Linked DNA regions of Homo sapiens: regions 1 and 2 are each linked to region 3. A link is a contact called in ENCODE Hi-C or POLR2A ChIA-PET data. All regions are on one chromosome and are shown on one strand. Each heading gives the region's core, a stretch centred on a gene start or an enhancer-like site at or near the end of the contact. The rest is flanking DNA. Distances are from core to core; before and after follow the strand shown.

What was found. A loop is a pair of places that touch in the nucleus more often than their neighbours do. ChIA-PET counts read pairs that join two places held with the same protein, here RNA polymerase II (POLR2A). Pooled maps may share reads with other maps.
Region 1: a pooled map shows a loop between it and region 3 (4-fold over the local background). The contact joins the promoter of DPH2 here to the promoter of PLK3 in region 3. A Hi-C loop is called at or near these places in 1 of 37 single-sample maps with no recorded cell type and 9 of 50 pooled maps.
Region 2: a map of PC-9 shows a loop between it and region 3 (5-fold over the local background). The contact joins the promoter of SLC6A9 here to the promoter of PLK3 in region 3. A Hi-C loop is called at or near these places in 1 of 168 maps with a recorded cell type or tissue (PC-9) and 5 of 50 pooled maps. POLR2A ChIA-PET finds 5 or more read pairs at or near these places in 1 of 52 experiments (activated CD4-positive, alpha-beta T cell).

Annotation. Positions count from the first base shown.
Region 1 is chr1:43,967,461-43,971,967 of GRCh38, forward strand. DPH2 (diphthamide biosynthesis 2) reads left to right here and starts at 2,550. Exons shown (of 6, transcript NM_001384.5): 1 at 2,550-2,862; 2 at 3,136-3,248; 3 at 3,506-3,729; 4 at 3,927-4,507. The coding sequence starts at 2,716. IPO13 (importin 13) reads left to right here. Exons shown (of 20, transcript NM_014652.4): 19 at 1-36; 20 at 126-562. The coding sequence ends at 222. RefSeq lists enhancers at 2,581-2,860, 3,346-3,892, 3,893-4,437, 4,223-4,507.
Region 2 is chr1:44,030,028-44,034,522 of GRCh38, forward strand. SLC6A9 (solute carrier family 6 member 9) reads right to left here and starts at 1,435. Exons shown (of 14, transcript NM_001024845.3): 1 at 1,279-1,435. LOC107984948 (a long non-coding RNA gene) reads left to right here and starts at 387. Exons shown (of 2, transcript XR_007066054.1): 1 at 387-522. LOC124904168 (a long non-coding RNA gene) reads right to left here. Exons shown (of 4, transcript XR_007066055.1): 3 at 3,618-4,293; 4 at 2,516-2,700. RefSeq lists silencers at 37-586, 907-976 and an enhancer at 569-1,165.
Region 3 is chr1:44,798,195-44,802,906 of GRCh38, forward strand. It overlaps PLK3 (polo like kinase 3), which reads left to right and starts at 2,183. Exons shown (of 15, transcript NM_004073.4): 1 at 2,183-2,479; 2 at 2,646-2,753; 3 at 2,842-2,958; 4 at 3,428-3,557; 5 at 3,651-3,738; 6 at 4,566-4,661. The coding sequence starts at 2,270. RefSeq lists enhancers at 1,187-1,855, 1,540-1,599, 1,650-2,039, 2,810-2,859 and a silencer at 2,140-2,419.

The DNA of each region.
Region 1 (4,507 bases), core at 1,300-3,799, 830 kb before region 3:
TGAACAGAAGGATACCTTCAGCCAGCAGATCCTTCGGTGAGCAGAGCTGGGGTGGGCCTGGGGTCAGGCAGAGAGGGGGCAGTGGTGGTGGCTGGTGCTAACCTGCTCTCCCTTTTCTCCTTCAGCGAGCGAGTGAACAAGAGGCGGGTGAAGGAGATGGTGAAGGAGTTCACACTGCTGTGCCGGGGTCTCCATGGCACAGATTACACAGCTGACTACTGAGGGGTGCCCCCATCCCATCCACCCCTTCTCTTCATCCTTCCCTATTCCCAAAGAGTAAACCTGGACCCTCACTGCTGTCTCTGCCTCCTTTCTGCTGTCACCACCACCTAACTGAAAGCCTGGGTCCAGAAGGCCTGGGGGAAGGATGGGAGGATGCTTGGACCCAGGCCTTGGGAGGGAATGGTGGGAACATCCTCTAGCTCCCAGGTTGGAAGAGATACTACTGTAGCCAAGCCACCTAGGCTGGAGCCCTTCAGAATACTGTCATTGTCCTTGGGGCGGGGTGGTTGCAGTAGTGTCATCAACCCCCCCATCCCCATTAAATTAATCCCAACATGCATGTATGCATACATTTATTTAATCAACACCGCCGAATATTAGGCCCCTAGCTCTGTCCTGCGTCGTTCTGCCCTGAACAAAGGTTGATCTAGTCCATAGCTACCATGGAGAATGGTAGGAAGTGAGGGAAGGCTGCATGGAGAAAGTTTTTGACAGGAATAGTAGGCTTTCTAGGTAGAGGACTTGAGACTTTGGGCTGCAAGTGGGGTAGGGCTGGGTCCGTTTAGGAAGGAAGAAATGGAGTGGAGTTTTGACTTCCGGGAGGGGTTTCTGGTGTGGAGTTATACAACATCGAACTTGCATATGGTTGAGGAGGGCTATAGAAAGGGGCTGAGTGTGTGTGTATTGGGGGGTGGGTGGGTGGCAGGGAGGTGAAGGAGAGAAGATATCTCAGCCGCAGAGGAGAAAAGAGGAAAGTAGGACCTAAGGTTGTCCATATGTCCGCTGCTCCCCGCTTACACAGGACCTCCAGCACAGGATGGTCAGGGATCAATCAGCACCAGGGACAGCTCCTGACCTATTCTTGCTTTTCTCCCTTAGCAGTGTTGCCTCCCTTTCTGTCTCCTCAGCTATAGTTTCACCTAGGCTGCCTCTCAGGTACCCCAGGCTTCTCCTCAGTAAGATCTGAAGAGCAGAATGAGTTCTCCCCACTTTTACCCTTGAGCTTTCAATCTCCTTGTGGGTGATGGGGAACTCGTTACTCCCACATTCATCCCACTCCTTCCCTGTTCAATAGATCCGGGTTTGATGCTGGTTGTGCCACAGAATTAGTGTCTTATTACACAAGTAGTCTCTTTGAACCTCAGTTTCCGTATCTGACAGAGGTATGTAAGGAGGGCATTTCAAGTGATGTTGCATGTGGGGGTGTTTGCATATAAGTAAACATGGGGAGTAGAGGGGATGTGAGGGGCTGGAGGGTAGAGGTCTATGTGGTATGCACTGGGGGTATTGCTGGGAAGCAGCAGTGTTTGAGGATGGCTGGAGCTGTGCAGAGCATCTCCTGTGACTTGAGGATGTGCCAGTCATGTCCTTGGTACCACTCGGGATAATTCTTACTCCAAAGACTGTAAACACTAAAAATGAAGTGCCTAATGTACAGTAAGTGCTCAGTATTTGGCTGATTAAATAGCAAATGCTTTCACTGCATGCGATATCCAAAGAACTACTTTGTAAAGTTTTGTATATAAATTAATTAGACCCTCACAACAATCTTATTAAGAGGTACTATTGTCACAACTCCCCATTCTTCAGATAAGGAAATGGGCATAGGGACATTCCTAAGATACTCAGTAGCAAGTGACCAAGCACAATATTCAAACCCGAGCCGGTCGGCACCAAGTTTAAAATTATGCAGTGTAGCCGGGCACGGTGGCTCACGTCTGTACTCTCAGCATTTTGGGAGGCCGAGATGAGTGGATTGCTTGAGTTCAGGAGTTTGTGACCAGTCTGAGCAACATGGCAAAAACCTGTCTCTACAAAAAATACAAAAATTAGCTGGATGTGGTGGTGCGCCTGTAGCCCCAACTACTCAAGAGGCAGAGGTGGGAGGATGGCTTCAGTCCAGGAGGTGAAGGTTGTGGAGATCGCGCCACTGCACTCCAGTCCAAGCAACATAGCGAGACCTTGTCAAAAAAAAAAAAAAATGAATGAATGAAAGAATTATGCAGTGATACTGCCCAGAGGATAGAGTGCACGTGAAATGCTTAACAGTGAAGTCGGTGTTCCTGATGGCCGCGGGTCGGCTGAACCGGACTCCCAGCGCCCGAGAGGAGGCCAGGGGAACTACAATGCCCACAAGGCTCCGCGCCTTCCTCGATGTACTTCCGGCTGGCCTGGGACTCAGGCTGAACATTGGTTCTCTGTGCGGGGCGGTGGCGGGGATTGGAGGGCGGGAGCTGTGCTGACTTAGGATTGGCAAAATCGCTATCAGCCACGCCTCTAAAACCCGGAAGTAACCTCCCCGGTAGTCCCACGTGTAGCGGAGAAACAGTAGTTAGGATGGCTGAAGGGGATACTCACCGGCTGAAGGCCGACTGTGATTCCCCCTACCCCCACAAGGCGATTTTGACCCCCTGAGGGCTGCTCTAGAGGACTCAGGCCCCGAAGCTGTCCCAGGGAGGTCCCCGCTGCATCCCACCACCCAAGCTGTGCCTCATGGAGTCGATGTTTAGCAGCCCTGCCGAGGCGGCGCTGCAGCGAGAGACCGGGGTGCCAGGACTGCTTACTCCTCTTCCGGACCTGGACGGAGTGTACGAGCTGGAGCGAGTCGCTGGATTTGTCCGCGACCTGGGGTGTGAACGAGTGAGGACAGACTTAGGGAAGGGTGGCTCGCCTCTGTCGGGATGGGTCGCCCAGAGGATCCGGATCTTGGGGGATTTTGTGAGGGCGAGAGGGTGGGGGAATCAGTCTGTCCGCAGCGCGTTGACCATCCCTCCCTTCCACCTACTACGTGGGGCAGAGTGCCCCTCTGGGACCAGGGGCTTTGAAGGTTGAGTGGGAGCTCCTGGAAGATTGCTTTAAAGAAGCCCTCAGTGGGAGAGAGGCTGTCCCTGACTCCATGGTTTATGCTTATAGGTTGCCTTGCAGTTCCCTGACCAGCTATTGGGAGATGCTGTGGCTGTGGCTGCACGACTGGAGGAGACGACAGGGTCAAAGATGTTCATTCTGGGTGACACAGCCTACGGCAGGTGTGAACTTGGCCTTAGGTGGGCCAGGCCTGGGGATCCGGGGCTCATGGGGTTTTACGTCTATGACAGTGATTGCCTTCAATGGTGGTGTTTCTCCTTGATGATAATGGTAATGACTCCCCTTCTGATGCTAGCTCCTTTCATTGACAATGTCTTCCTTTAATGAAACCATTTTATTCACTGACCACATTTCCCAGTGATGACAGCAACTCGCCTCCAGAAGAGAACCCATTTCTCTGATGCTATCTTCCCTGCAGCTGCTGCGTGGATGTGCTGGGTGCTGAGCAAGCTGGAGCTCAGGCTCTCATACATTTTGGCCCTGCCTGCTTAAGCCCTCCAGCCCGCCCACTGCCCGTTGCCTTCGTGCTTCGTCAACGTTCTGTGGCCTTGGAGCTCTGTGTCAAGGCCTTTGAGGCCCAGAACCCAGACCCCAAAGCGCCTGTGGTGCTGCTGAGTGAGCCGGCCTGTGCCCATGCCCTGGGTAAGGGGTTTTGCCTGTGTATGCACAAAGGGTGAGCCAACTGCTTTATGCCTTAATTTCCCCATTTCCATATACCATCCATAGAACTCTTGATATGGGCTTGGCCCCAGCCTACTGGGTCATATTTAGTCTCCTGGGGATGAGGGAGCTCCTGCTTTGCCAGGCTCCAACCTCAACACTACCTCCTTCTCTTCCAGAGGCTTTGGCTACTCTCCTGCGCCCACGGTACCTGGACCTGCTAGTCTCCAGCCCAGCTTTTCCCCAACCAGTGGGTTCCCTGAGTCCAGAGCCTATGCCCCTAGAGCGTTTTGGGCGCCGCTTCCCCCTTGCCCCAGGGAGGCGTCTAGAAGAGTATGGTGCCTTCTATGTAGGGGGCTCTAAGGCCAGCCCTGACCCAGACCTTGACCCAGACCTGAGTCGGCTGCTCTTGGGGTGGGCACCAGGTCAACCCTTCTCCTCCTGCTGTCCAGATACAGGGAAGACTCAGGATGAGGGTGCCCGGGCTGGACGGCTAAGGGCACGAAGACGATATCTGGTAGAGAGGGCCAGAGATGCCCGCGTGGTAGGGCTGCTGGCAGGCACACTGGGTGTAGCCCAACACCGTGAGGCACTGGCCCACTTGCGGAACCTGACTCAGGCTGCTGGCAAGCGTAGCTATGTGTTGGCCCTGGGGCGGCCCACCCCTGCCAAGCTTGCCAACTTCCCTGAGGTGGATGTCTTTGTGCTATTAGCCTGTCCTCTGGGTGCTCTAGCCCCCCAGCTTTCTGGTAGCTTCTTC
Region 2 (4,495 bases), core at 185-2,684, 770 kb before region 3:
GCGTCCCGTCTCCTTTAAGAGTGATCCGCGAGGGGGTGTGGCTTGCGGAGAGCAGGCCCGAAAGGGGGTGCGGCTCCTTTAAGTATCCGCCGGCCCGAGGCGCGGAGGCCTCCGGCCGGCGGGCAGGGGCGCGGTCGGTCTGGGAGCAGCGGCACCGCCCGCAGCGTCCCGGTTCCTCGAAGTGGGGCGCGTCCGCTTTAATCGGGGAGAGAGATGTGGGGGCACGGGCGTTACATCAGCCGCCACGTGTGGGCCTAAGCTGGCGTGGAGGCGGCGGCCCCGCCCCCGGCCCCTGCGGTGGAAAAGTACCGGGGCGCCGAGGTCCCCGCCCCACGGCCCCGCCCCCGGGCCGGCACCGGCCCCTCCCGGCCCTCCGGGCAAGCCCCACTCTCCCGCCCGGCCCGGCCCCGCCGCCTGCTCGAGATCTGCAGTGGCTGCCGGGTGCGGAGCGCCGGCCGGGGGTGGGCTCTCCAGGGCTGCTAGGCCCCTGCCCTCACCTGCGGCCGCCCGGCCCCGCCCTAGGTGTGCCGGTAATGAGGGTTGGGGTGGGGAGGGCACGGATTCTTCCCAGGGTAGCAACCCCCAGAGAACTCCCGGCTCGCTCGCAGTCCCTTCCCAAAGCCGCGGCCAGAGCGCGGACAAAGAGAGGCTGAGTGCGCCAGGACTCTCCCGCGCGGCTTCCCGGGTCCCGCGGGCGCACGGGCACTGGAACCGGCACCGGGAGGGCAGATAGGGAGGCAGGCCGGCTGGAGGGGCCAGATAGGCAGCCAGGCTGGCGGGCGCTGAGAGGCGATGGAGCGAGCGGGAGCCCGCACGCTGGGTGCAGGCACGGCCGACTGTCGACCCCTGCAGGCCCCCAGAGCGCAGAACCACTGGCTCCTCGGACGGACAGTGCCACGCTCTGGCTCCGGCGCTACCCGCACAGCCTGCGCCCGCCGCCCCCGATCGAACCGGCGTCTGGCGCCCCCCCGCCACCCCACGCAGGAGCTCCCCCCACTTCCCTCTCCCTCCCGCTTCAGCTCCTTGGTGACAGCGGTGACACCCAGACGCGCGCACCTACCCCGATCTTTGCGGCGAGACAGACATCCCGGTGCGTGCACCCACACTCTTACCCACAGATGCCCGCATACATGCGCGATCACACACACACACACACACACACACACACACGCACACGCTGGTCCTGGGGCTCAGCCCCGCGGAGCCGCCGAACACTCAGACCGACGGCAGGACAGACGGAGGCGCGGGCCCCAGCGTCCCTTCCCCCAGCCCCCTTACCATGCTGCAGCCCCCGGCCCAGGCGTGCTGGGTCCGCACCGCGGTGCGCCCAGGTGGCTTTCTTAAAGGGAAAGTTGCATCAGCCTCCCGAGGCTCTGTGCCGCGCCGAGTTCGCCCGCCCCGCCGCGCCGCTCGCAGCTCTTCCACAGCCTGTTGTGTTTTGGTTTCGGGGAGGCGGGGGCTAAGAGTTTGGTGAAAGTTTGAAGAGTGGAGAAGGCTTGGGAGATCTAGCCAAGTCCCTCCCCTACCCGAACGGCTCCCCTGGCCGTCCTCCCCTCTCCATCCCATCCCCTCCTCCCGTGCCGACTTCTCAGGCTCCTCCTCCCAGGGAATAAAATTACAAGTCTCTCCAGCTTTCAGATGATTGATCCCCACGAACCCCTGGGAGTGAGCGCCACAAAGGAGTCCCCTTCTCCGCCCCTGCCTCGCTGCCCTCCAGCTGGGGCCCTTGAGCAAGCAGATGTGGGCCCCTTCGGGCTAGGCTGGAATGAAGCCAGAAGGCCTGGGGCACTATGGGGGGCTGAGGCTGGAGTTAGCCCTCCAGGCCCCTGGCCTTCTGCGCCTGCGTTTCCCCTAGAGAGAAGTCAGAGCAAATTCCATTCCCTTTGGAGCAGAGCCGCTAGAGACTGTGGGCATTGCTGGGTAAGGCCTAGGTCCTACTCCTTGGAACTGGAGGGCTCGGGGTAGCCCTTTCTCAAATTTCCCTCCTGGACCACCGGCTTGGTCAGCTCTACTTTTGAGGTGGTGTTACAGGGGCTGCAGACACCAACCTGGGATCCCTCCTCCTTCCATGGTGAGACAGACCTGGGTTACAATCTCAGCTAAAAAAGAGTCTTTGCCAAAAGGAGCATGGTGAGCCTCGGTTTCCTCCTCTGTGAAACAGAGAGAAGGGGCTAAGGAAATGCATGTGTGTGTATATAAAGCCCATTGCTCCAGGCTGCCTCTGGGGAGTGGTGGCTGGCATTTGGAATGAGCCTCCCACATTTGCATACCTTGTGAGAGCCACCACCTTTCATGGAGAGTGGCCAGTTAGTTCTGTCAGAGGAACTGGTTTTTGCCCCAACCTGAGTAGGGCATCTGCTCAGGGAAGGGGCCCAGCCCACAGAGGCAATTTCTACTTTGGACCCTGAGTCCTCACCATTTTCTGGCCAGGAAACAGTTTAATTTTTTTCCTTGGGACAGTCAGCCTCCAAGAAGCGAGTGCACACATGCCAAACTCACGTGAAACCAATTGTTGAGTGAGATTCCAGTTTATTAATTTATCAGAGGCACTGAACAAGATAACAGGCATCAAGCCCAGGCATTCCCTGAAATGCGAGCTCTCTCAGGCCACACGCGGTCCATTCCACAAACCTTCCTCAGAGCCAAAGTACAAAGACAGCTCTCTGTTGTCTCCTATTCACATTGGACTCCTGATCAGATCTGGGAAGACACCTTAGTCTTATCAGCGAGATTATTTTCACTTTTACTTTGTCCCCAAACCTAGTAGGTATAGCATGTTTGGGATTTTTAGTCTCCTACAAGCCAAGTGCAGGTGTTTCTTGCGTGAGTTGTGTGCACACACACCTGGATCTAGGCAACCTGTTGTGTCTGTGCCCCCAGACACCTGAGCCCCGATTGTGTATTTGTGTAGGTACATCTGTGGAAGACTGATTGTGTGCACTGCAGCAGGTCTGTGTAGTTATGTGTGTGCTCAATTCCTGGGACTGGGCAGATGGGGTCCAAGCCCTCTATATCTCTCCTGCCAGGACGTAACTTCCTCCATAAGTTTTTTTTAGGATCTTCCTCCTTGCCTCCTCGCTGGGGCTCATCAAAAGGGATACCACCCCAGGGAAGGCAGATGGAGGATGTCGAAGAGGCCCCCAAGTAGAGGAAGGCGGACAAGGAAGAGTATGAAGGGGAAAAGGCCTCCCTCCTTCTCCCTTCCAGCAGTAGGCTGGGGTGGGGACAGGCCTAGAAGAGGGCACTGAGCGCTAAGAACACTCAGTGAAGATTCCGAGAGTTTTCATGGCTCAGGGAATCCATATGAAGGGAGGCAGGTGTAGGGTGCTGCAAGCCAGACTTCCAGGATGCCCTCAGGCCTAGGGGCTTGGGGCCTGGGCTGTTAGAAGAGAGGAGGATGGGTGCTCAGGGGCCAGCCCTCTGAGGCTCCGTCAGAAAGAGGAAGGCTTGGGGACTAACCTAGGGACAGGGACGTGGGGTGAAGAGAAAATTTTCCTTGGAGTGTTTAGGGAGATTGGGGATGTTGGCCAGAGGGCTTTATTAGACTAACACTGGCATAGCTCAAAGTCTATTTGTATACATAGAAACAGATTCATGGATATGTGTGTTTTACCCACCTTGAACCAGAAAGAGCTTCAGGAAACCACACAGCTGTGTCCTGAGGAGACACTTGTGAGAAAGATTCTGGTTTGAAAAGTCATCTTCCTGAGACAGGGACTAGAGAGGCTGTTTTTTTCCAATCAGAATGAGGCCCAAAGGAGGCAGGTTTGGGCCCAGCCCGGGTGGGAGCTGGGATAGCCTCCGTCCCTGGCTGTGAGCCCCTGGCTCTGAGCAGCTGGCCTGCAGGGTGGGAAGGGCATGGCCAGCCTGGGCCACTGTGGGGCGGGCAGGGGGATCAGGACTGAGGACAGACTGGGGCAGGGGAGGGGATGGGGGACGGACGGGGTCAGACATTTTGACGGGCCTGCTTCTTCCTGGGGCAGGGCAGCAGTTGGGCTGGGGCCCACCCACCACCCACTGCAGGCTGAAATGTGGCTCAGGAGCCTCCAGTTACTGCAGCCAGTGGAGCTATTTCCTGGGAGGGCTGCATCCAGCGTCAGAGCCCCCAGGGCTGGCTGGTTTCCTCGAGTGGTGTCATCAGCCTGCAGGATCAAGGCCTCTGTTTCGAGATGCACATAGTCAGCTTAGGTGTGTGTCTAGTAGGAATATGAATAATGCCAGACTTGGGCCACTTCTGGTGGTCACTGCAGGAGCTGGCAGCACTGGGCACCTTGATGGAGTGGTGCTGGGGGCCTGCTGAGAAGGTGGGGGAGGGTGGACATTGCCTGTAGTTGAAGCCAGGCCTGGCCAGGGGTCTCCACCTCCTTAGAACCCCAGCCTCAGTAGCCAGGAAGCATTACTGGGAGGTGCCTGCCTGGGCTCTGCTCTCAGATTCTTCCTTTCTTGAACCTGGAGCCCAGTGGTCAGTGCCTGGCACCTCCACTGCCCTGTCCCA
Region 3 (4,712 bases), core at 933-3,432:
GAGGCTAAGGCAGGAGAATCGCTTGAACCGGGGAGGCAGAGGTTGCAGTGAGCCAGGATCGCATCACTGCACTCCAGCCTGGGTAACAGAGCAAGACTCTGTCTCAAAAAACAAACAAAACAAAACAAAACAAAATAAATAACGGTGCAAAATTGAATATGCCTTTTTGACTCTCTAAATGCCTCAGATCCATTTACCCTGGGGATTTGTCCTTTCTAGCCCCACCACCATCTCCCCTCTGGAAGACTGCTGACCTATAAGGATAAAGACCAGACTCTTGAGCAGGCACTTAGGGTCTTCCTGCCCATCCCTATCCCCAACTCCCCCTCAGTAATTTTGGCTACTAGTATTTCTCCACATCTGAGGCTATCGTGGGTCTCCCTTCAGTGGTCATGAAGGACAAGGTTGGAGAAGTTTGCCCTCGTGAGTCTGATGAGGGATTGGGTGGGATCCCTCTAATAGCATATGGAGGGGATGAAATGGGCATGAGACCAAAGGCCAGGAGAGCAGCAAGGAGCTGTGGCAATCATCCTGACAAGAGAGACTGTGGCCCAGGCCAGGGTGTGAGGGGAAGATGGAGCCAAGGGGATAGATATCAGAGCTATTTGGGAGGTAAAATTGGCACAAATTGGGTACTCAGCAAATATTTGTTGACTTTCCTGGCTACTCTTTCTAAAGTAGGCTCTTCATTTGCTCTTCTGTTTATTCTTCCTTCATAGCACTTTTCACAGCCTGCAATTACCTTGTTTATCTGCTTGCCTATTGTCTGTTTCCATCAAGCAGAATGTAAACTAAATGAGGGCTGCAAGCTTGATTAGTTTTATTCGAGATAGTGTCCAGCACTTAGCAGATGCTCTCAATAAATCTTTGAGGAATGGCATGGTAATTGATTGGCTGGCACAGAGGGAGGGCAGAGAGGTGAGAGACAAGGCCAGGAGGCCTGTGGTCCTGGGCCTCTGTCTCTGGCCCTGGGAAGGGTGGGCATTGCGCAGGGGTCTAGGGGTCCACGTGGTCCAGAGACTAGCTGCCCAAGTGCCCGTGTCTAGCATTTGAGAAAATGCAATTCCCAGCCAGGCAAGGTGGCTCACGCCTGTAATCCCAGCACTTTGGGACGCCGAAGCGGGTAGATCACCTGAGGTTGGGAGTTCCAGACCAGTCTGACCAACATGGAGAAACCCCGTCTCTACTTAAAAAAAAAAAAATACAAAATTAGCCGGGTGTGATGGCGCATGCCTGTAATCCCAGCTGCTCGGGAGGCTGAGGCAGGAGAATCGCTTGAACCTGGGAGGCAGAGTTTGCGATGAGCCAAGATCGCGCCATTGCACTCCAGCCTAGGCAACAAGAGCGAAACTCTGTCTCAAAAAAAAAAAAAAGAAAGAAAGAAAGAAAAAAGAAAATCCAATTCCCATTCACTTTCTGGCCTCTGGCTGCTGACCCAGGCCCGGGGGTATTTTCAGAGGAAGGGAATTGCGGACCCCGGAGGAACCCGAAATTTGCCCCTCAAGAGTGTAGAAGTGGGTAGCGGAAGATGTGGCCTGGAGCATGGTAAAAGCCTTGAAATTCCAGACTCTGCTTGACTCCTAAACCTGGCAAGGCAGCCCTCGGGCCAGGCAAGCCAGGCGCGAGACTGTGCCTTCCTTCCAGGCCCTAAAGAGGGCAGCACTGGGCCGGGCCCCGGGCGAGGGCGAGGGACACACGCGGTCCGGCACACTGAAAGGGGAGTGTCGGGTAACATGCCCGGGCAAAAGCGAGCGCCGCCCCTGCCTCTCCGCTGCTGGCTGGAACGCTGATCTATCTAGTTGCTGGGGAGACGCCCCCAGATGCCCGGGCCCCACTCGGACTTCAGCACACATCCCGAAGGATGGGGAAAGAAAGAGGCCCCCACGAGCGGGACTCGCAGTGGCCAAGGAGGGGTGAGAGGCGGACAGGGATCAGCTGGCCCCTGCGGCCTGGTTGCACCTGCATGGTGACTAGCTGCCGGGCTGCGCCCCGGGGCGCGGCGAGGAGGCGGGGTCTGGCAGTGCGTTGGGTGGGGGAGGAGCTTCTGGGTGATGTAAGGCCGGGAATGGGAGTGGCCTCTCCTCGACTCGCTGCTAGGAAGGGGGCGGGACTCTCGGTGACCAGACGCCGGGGAGGGGGCAGGCGTTCATTGATAAAACGCTGGGCTCCCCTGGGCGCCAGCGCAGCGTAGCAAATCCAGGCAGCGCCACGCGCGGCCGGGGCCGGGCGGAACCGAGAAGCCGGGACCGCGCTGCGACGCGCCGGCCGCATGGAGCCTGCCGCCGGTTTCCTGTCTCCGCGCCCCTTCCAGCGTGCGGCCGCCGCGCCCGCTCCCCCGGCCGGGCCCGGGCCGCCTCCGAGTGCCTTGCGCGGACCTGAGCTGGAGATGCTGGCCGGGCTACCGACGTCAGACCCCGGGCGCCTCATCACGGACCCGCGCAGCGGCCGCACCTACCTCAAAGGCCGCTTGTTGGGCAAGGTGGGCCGAGGGACGTCCGCGGGGTGGTGATGGTGGAGGTGGGGGTCCCGGCCGGCCTCTTTTCTGGCGCCGAGCAGGGCGTGGGCACTTGACCCCCAACGCGGGGACGCCCGCGGGCCAGACTCGGCCCCCCTGGAACAACCAGCCTGATGCCCCCTCTTCACAGGGGGGCTTCGCCCGCTGCTACGAGGCCACTGACACAGAGACTGGCAGCGCCTACGCTGTCAAAGTCATCCCGCAGAGCCGCGTCGCCAAGCCGCATCAGCGCGAGAAGGTGGGTCCAGGCTCAGCGGGCGAGGGGTGGGGTGGGGACGGTGGCATGGGAACCATGGAAGGATGACGACTCCGCGCCCTCATCGCAGATCCTAAATGAGATTGAGCTGCACCGAGACCTGCAGCACCGCCACATCGTGCGTTTTTCGCACCACTTTGAGGACGCTGACAACATCTACATTTTCTTGGAGCTCTGCAGCCGAAAGGTGAAAGATGGTGATTCCCGCAGGGATGAGAGTGAGGGAGAGAAGACAGTCTTTTTTTTTTTTTTTTTTTTTTTTGAGATGGAGTCTTGCTCTGTTGCCCAGGCTGGAGTGCAGTGGCGCGATCTCGGCTCACTGCAATCTCTGCCTCCCGGGTTCAAGCAATTCTCCTGCCTCAGCCTCCTGAGTAGCTGGGATTACAGGCATGCACCACCACGCCCGGCTAATTTTTGTATTTTTAGTAGAGACAGGGTTTCACCCTGTTGGTCAGGCTGGTCTCAAACTCCTGACCTTGTGATACACCTGCCTTGGCCTCCCAAAGTGCTGGGATTACAGGCGTGAGCCACTACACCCAGCCGAGAAGACAGTCTTAAGACCCAAAGCTGGGGCCCTGTTTCTTCCTCAGGGAGCACAGATGGAGGGGGAGGGGGAGGGAGGGCTCACCAGGGGCTGAGGCAGTGGCTCTCTGCAGTCCCTGGCCCACATCTGGAAGGCCCGGCACACCCTGTTGGAGCCAGAAGTGCGCTACTACCTGCGGCAGATCCTTTCTGGCCTCAAGTACTTGCACCAGCGCGGCATCTTGCACCGGGACCTCAAGTTGGGTGAGACTCCTGAGCCTGGAGGATGGGAGGTTGGGGAGGGAGGGAGGGAGGGAGGAAGGAAAGAATCTGACACACCTCTCTTGCCCCATCTAGGAAATTTTTTCATCACTGAGAACATGGAACTGAAGGTGGGGGATTTTGGGCTGGCAGCCCGGTTGGAGCCTCCGGAGCAGAGGAAGAAGTGAGTTTTGAGGAAAGGGGCCCTGTGTGTGATACAGATGACATGCGTGATAGACAGTGCATATGTATGTGGGAGGCAAGGTGACTGCCTGATGTGTGCATGAGATAAATGGGAAGGGATGATGGGCTGTTCATGCATGTGTGAAGGTGGAGGTGGCAGCCTGTGTTACCGAGACCGGTGGAGAGGGGGAGGATCCTATAGGTGTATGACACAGATAGGGTAGGTGACTCTGAGTCCCTGAGACAGATGGGGGTATACAGATTCTTGGAGGCACATGACTTACCCTTTGTGTGGATGGGGGAAGGTGACAGGCAGCGTGTATGTGTGTGTGAGAGACAGACTGAGAGTGTGGAAATGGTGGGATATGACATTGTGGGTGTAAGAAGACCCTGCTGTGGCCATCATACTTTGTGTGTGTGACACAGATAGCGTATGTGGCAGATGAGTGTTTATGGGGGTTGTGACAGCTGGTGTTGGTGTGTGTGTGGCACAAACCGTGGGAGGTGACAGCCTGATGCCTGTCTGACAGACAGGAGTGCAGGAAGGGGGAAGGGATCAGCTGTGGACTCTCTGTGTTGACCCTAGAGGAGAGGACTGGGCTGGGGGTCAGGCCCTCCCCCTGTCATGAAGAGCAGCTGAGCAGCTGGGCCAGGCGGGTGGGCGGGGACTCAGCTGCCATCCCTGGCATCCATTGTCCCAGGACAAGCAGGAGTTCTCTGGCCTTTGGTGACAGGCAGCTGCTTTGTCTGGACTAACAGTGGGGGAAGGAGTCGGGGGGCTGCTGGGCTGGGTCTCAGCCTTCTCTCCTCCTCCCCACCCTCTTTCAGGACCATCTGTGGCACCCCCAACTATGTGGCTCCAGAAGTGCTGCTGAGACAGGGCCACGGCCCTGAGGCGGATGTATGGTCACTGGGCTGTGTCATGTGAGTTGCAGGGTCCAGGTTCAGCAGCAGACAGGTGGTGGGTGTGTGGGT